Regions from separate parts of the Homo sapiens genome. Here region 2 is linked to region 1. A link is a contact called in ENCODE Hi-C or POLR2A ChIA-PET data. All regions are on one chromosome and are shown on one strand. The core of a region is the stretch at or near the end of the contact, and the rest is flanking DNA. Distances in the headings are between cores, read along the strand shown. Region 1 has its middle 14 kb from the start of PRKAR1A. Region 2 overlaps ABCA6 (ATP binding cassette subfamily A member 6).

Region 1 (2,700 bases), core at 38-2,537:
AGGCTAGAGTGCAGTGGTGCAAACACAGCTTACTGCACTTGACCTCCTGGGCCCAAGTGATCCTCCTGCCTCAGCCCCACAAATAGCTGGGACTATAGGCACACACCACCATGTCTGGCCCATTTTTGTATTTTTTGTGGAGACAGGGTTTTGCCATGCTGCTCAGGCTGGTCTCGAACTCCTGAGCTCAAGTGATCTGCCTGCCCAGGCCTCCCAAATTTCTGGGATTACAGGCGTGAGCCACTGTGCCTGGCTGTATATTTTTCAGTGGCTAAACAAGCTCGAATGGAGAATGATATTTTGTGACATAAAAATTAGATGAAATTTACTTTAAAGTGTCCATAAGTCAACTTTTATTGGAACACAGCCATGCCCATTCATTTATTTGTTGTCTATGCTGCTTTCACACTATAGTGGTGAAGGTGAGTGGTTGCAACAAAGACCTTATGGCCACAAAGTCTAAAATAATTACCTATTTGACCGTTGACAGAAAAAAAATTGCTAGTCCCCGTTCTAGAGGGAACTTTAGAACTTTCTGTGATTGTGGGAATATGCTGTATCTGGGCTGTCCAATATGGTAGTCACTAGCTACAGCTGGCACTTGAAATGAGGCTAGTACCCCTAAGGAAAAGACTTTTAAGCTTTATTTGATTATAATTAATTTAGATTTGAAGAGCTCCCTGTGGCTAGTGGCTACTGTACTGACAGCCCTAGGAGATGAGATGATAATTATGAAGATGCTGATAAAAATGTGATAATTTACCATGTGCCAAGTGCCGTGCTAAGAGAACAAGGATGATGCTCTTATGATTCTCATTTTACAGATGAAAAAAAACTGAAGCTTAGATGGATCAAGTATGTTGCCCAAGGTTACACAGCCAGAGAGGGGCAAGCTAGAACCCAGGGAGGTTGACTCCTGAGCTGTTGCTCTAACCATTAGGCTATGCTGCCTCACGAAAGACAAGACACATAGACATTGAATTGTAACATGTGAGAGAATATAATGAGTGCTATGAAAGAAGCAACAACAAGGCAGAGAAATAATTAAGGGGAAAAACTTCTGACCAGGGAGGGAAAAGACACCTTCTTCATGGGTGCCAAACTACTTAAGATGGGCTCTAAAATTTGGGCAGGATTTTGATTGACACTTACATGCTTGTAAGCTAGATGGATGCAACCACCTAAACACAGGTGTGATGGGGGAAGTAAAGGGGGGGTTAAGGGATTGGAAAGCAGTCCACTTTGAAAATTCATGCCACACCTTTGCTAGCAAAGGGCCACAAGTTTTCTTGGCAGCTGGTGCACTTCCTCTTTTCTCTCCGTAACGACCATGTAAATGACCTTGCCTTCGTTTTCACTTTGACTGGAAGTTTAGCTTCAAACTTGAGCTTAACTTGAGCAAGAGCAAGGAACCACACAGCTTGAATATTTGAGTTTCTTCTCCTTTCCTCCCCAAAAGCTCAATTTCTGCTCTGATGAGTGTTTTCTCTGGTCTTAATATTTGTTTTTATCCATATTTTAACATCATTTCATTACGTATTTATTTCTTGCAATGCCCCTGGGTCGTTTTGTGAATACGTGTGGGTATAAATGACAGAATAGGTTCTGGTTGTGGGAGGATGTGAACCCAGGGAGATAAATTGGAAAAGATAAGTTGGTGTCAGGCACTGGGTACAGTCAGGGTCAAGGAAGCTGGTGGGTGCTCCTGCCTTTGAGAAATAGCCTGAGCCAGTTAGGTGCCATCCCCATGCCCTTATCTCCTGCAGCCTTGGCTGCAATCCTGGCAGCTCCCCACTCAGTTCTTGGAAACCTGGCAATTGGCCCTAGTTCCATCCCACGCCACTGCCCGCTTGCTTCCTGTGCTGGCTCTGATGTCTGTTGACATCTTCTTCGAGTGTTAACTCCCAAACATCCTCAGTTTCAGTCTTGTTATTGGCATCAGGGGACACACTGGCATCCTACAATCTCTCTAAAGTACAGGCCAATCAGATCCCTCTCCTCTTTAAAGGTCTTCTGTAGCTCTCAGGTGGAAGTCCAAGTTCAGTAGCTTTGCTTAGGGTCCTCGTTCACACCCCAGCTCTGCCTCTTCCTCACTACATGACTTGGGCAAGTTGTGTAACTTCTGTATGCCGGAGTTTCCTTATCTGTAAAATAGGAACAACAATAGTACGTACCTCAAAAGGTGCTGTGAGGGTAGGGTGTGGGAATCTATGTGAAACCTCACAACGGTTCCAGGCACAGAAGATCTCTCCATGTGTTATTGTCACTGTCATGAGCTCTTCAGACTCACCTCTTGCCAATGCCCTTCACACAGTTTCTGGCTTCACATCCAGTGGAATTACTTGTAGTTTCCTAAATGTCCTCCAGCCTGAATTTGCTCATCTTTGGGTGTTCTGCACATTTCCTCTGCTGGAAAGTGTTCCTTCTCCCTCTTAACCTATTCTTCCTCATTCTTCTTATATCAGAGAGCAGGGATGTCATGGAAGTAGAAGGGAGGAAAAGAGAGAGAGAGAGAGAGAGAGAGAGAGAGAGAGAGAGGAGGGATATAAGTAAGCAAGACAAACTCAGCAACAAGGGATGAGAAAATATTCAGAAATTGGGTGCTGATTTGCATTCCAGAATCCAAATCTAGGAGCAGGCAGGGCTGGGACAGCAAGCCAGGCTTCCGACCAGATGGGCTATCCATCAGGGTTGCTTACT
Region 2 (2,700 bases), core at 157-2,656, 600 kb after region 1:
TGTGTATTTTTATTGTGATGGACTTATTTTATTTTACAATTTTTTTTACTGGCAAATGGGAAGGAATAAGGATAATTTTGTTTGTTTGTTTTAAGAATCAATTGATCAGCCAAGTATGTATTGAGCACTACCCTTTCTTTCCCAGATCTTATTAATGTACTGATTATAATAAAAATAGAATCATAATTGCTAAATTCACTGAATATTACATAAATGCCAGGTTTTAATAATCTAGCATGAATTATTTAATCCTCACAACTCCATAATGTAGTACTTTTATTATCTCTCCCTTTACAAATGAGAAATCTGGGGTTCACTCTTAAGTCCTTCAGTTCACTTAGCTGACTCCTCTTATTCTACCAGACCTCCATATTTCTACAGTTTCTTTCCTCTCTTCTCATCCACTGGAACAAGAGAGGAGTCTAAACTTTGACAGTGTGAGAGGATACTCCAGAACTCCGTGTGCTAAGATGTGCTACTATACCTCCACCACACAGCATAATAGGCTGAAAAGATACTTCCTTATCAGGCAGGGGTCTAGGGTACCAGTAAAGCACCACAACCCTGGGGGTATGGAATTCCACTGGACTCTAGAAACAAATTAACTACTGACTGTGGCTTCACTCAATGATGGAGAAACATTGCCTACACTGTCCTTCCAAATGGATCCCAGATCACCAAAGGACAACTGCATTGAATATCAACATACTATACCTTCTGACATATGATCCTGTGAGGAGTAAACAAATTGCCTTAGTCCTAGGACTAGCATCGTTTAAGTTGATACTAGCTGTACAATGATAAATTCTCACAACATATATTTTCAACACATATTTAGAAATAAATTATAAGTTATTTGTATGCAAATGCAAATTTTAGTGCAAACTGCTTGAGGTCTTTGTGAAGAGGTATAATTTTAAAACTTTTTAGCCTACTGAAATCAAGATGTGTTCATCAGCACAAGTTCTGAATCAGTATTGCCAACCATGCTACTGTCTCATATTTTTTAACATGAGGAATGACATAAGGTCTGAGACTTCAAGTTTATTCCTGAGCCTGTCACTACTTTTTGTGTTTTTCTGAGCAAGTTACTAAATTTTTTCCTCTATTGAAGTAGGAAATTAAGAAAATAACAGAATAATGGCATAAGTAATAATAGTGAAAATTATAGTAACAGAAAAATAACAATAGCTCATAGAATGAATTGCTGTATTAACCAAGGCTGAAAAGAATTTAAGTTGCGCACCCCCACCTCCGCCGAAGTTAAAGTTAAAAGAGAATACTAACTGTCCCAAGAAACATTAACCATATCTACTTCCCACATATTCTGTAAGTTCTGTAAGTCCCTGTTTTTCTTGCTGTGCAGCTGCAAGGTCACAAGATAAGTAAGTGAAAGTTAAATTGCAACTCATATTTTTCCTAAGATGCAAGTCATGGCATAAATGATAAACAGCCTTTGTTCTCACTTCTGCAAACCTGCTTCCTGCTTCAAGTTTTTCCCGCCCCAAAATGCTTAAAAGTTGCTCGCTTTCTTTGTTAGGGGCTCAGACTTTCAGGACACATGTCTGCTGAGCCGATATACACCTAAAATAAAAGCTCTCCTGTATCCCGATCGGTCTCTCTAGTTCCTTAATTTCCTGCAACACTATAAAATTTGGTAAATCATACTAGACAATTTTGAATTTCTTTCAAGTCTGACATTCCACCATTCTAGAAATATGTAGATTCCTTTCAGTGATAGAAAAATGAAATAAATAAATATACTGAAATAGATAAGCATAAGAAGGGCAAAGGAAAAACAATCAGAAATTACAAATATATAAATACATATTTTACTATTACACTGCGGTGTAATTTTGTTTTTATATTTTGAACAGTCTTTGTTTTCCAAAACGTACCTTGCCTCTGGAATATTGTCTTGCCTTATTTGAATCCATAACAACTTAAGCATAAATGGCAGCAAAGGATAAAAGGCATGCAATCATACGTGTATGTGTTTTGATTTTAAAAATACAGTGTTTCTCAGTGTCATGTCTGATTTTCTGCTGTGATCTTTTATTTGTGATAATTTTTTCAAATCACAGTGAGAACACCTTAATCACCATGTTAGTTCACAAGCCTAAGAAGTGGTTCTGCATTATCATCTTTCCTTAGAAAGAACAAAGTCAAATTTCTTCTTTTGTTCATCTATTCACTTGCTGCCGTATATACAAGGGGCATTCATAATATGATAATGCAGATTCTGTCTTCTGCCATTTTTTGAAGGAAAGTTCCTCTCACTGGACTCTCACTCCTTACTCCACAATGGGAAAATGGTTTCTGCTCTCTAAGCCTAGAGATGAAACTTATTGTTTTGGAAGATTCTGGCCTATTAAGTTCTAGAAGTTCTGTCACAGTCTATGGAATTGATGCACAGATTTGAAATCCTGGAACTTGGCTGAGAAAATCTTGTCTATAATGTTTTCCAACCCAAAGCATCACTATGGAGCCTGCAGCCATGAGGAAATTAAACCTGCTCAGCTTCTCCACTAAAAGCTAAAAGGCAAGGGCTGAGGTATGTTTCTATCACTGATGCTGAATGCTCTCTTGTCTGAGAAATTTCCAGCTCTATACAAACTGGGATAAGTTGTGAGTATACGGTAAGCCAGGGGCAACTATTTCATGAGGCACATAGCAAAAAATGTGTCCATCTAGATGTGC

What was found. A loop is a pair of places that touch in the nucleus more often than their neighbours do. ChIA-PET counts read pairs that join two places held with the same protein, here RNA polymerase II (POLR2A). Pooled maps may share reads with other maps.
Region 2: a pooled map shows a loop between it and region 1 (2.9-fold over the local background). The contact joins two enhancer-like sites. A Hi-C loop is called at or near these places in 1 of 50 pooled maps. POLR2A ChIA-PET finds 5 or more read pairs at or near these places in 2 of 52 experiments (GM12878 and OCI-LY7).

What each region holds. Positions count from the first base shown.
Region 1 is chr17:68,496,869-68,499,568 of GRCh38, forward strand. It overlaps a transcript of PRKAR1A not described here. Among named protein-coding and RNA genes, the nearest start is that of PRKAR1A, 14 kb to the right of the region's middle. RefSeq lists a silencer at 1,679-1,862. Within about 2 kb of position 1,288, at least 17 of the 41 ENCODE cell types and tissues checked have a DNase peak (open chromatin) inside an H3K27ac peak, as active enhancers do; they include OCI-LY7, where a contact is called at or near this core.
Region 2 is chr17:69,092,070-69,094,769 of GRCh38, forward strand. All of the region lies in intron 25 of ABCA6 (ATP binding cassette subfamily A member 6), which reads right to left. It also overlaps the pseudogene SEC24AP1. Among named protein-coding and RNA genes, the nearest start is that of MIR4524B, 6.1 kb to the right of the region's middle. Within about 2 kb of position 1,407, at least 6 of the 41 ENCODE cell types and tissues checked have a DNase peak (open chromatin) inside an H3K27ac peak, as active enhancers do; they include OCI-LY7, where a contact is called at or near this core.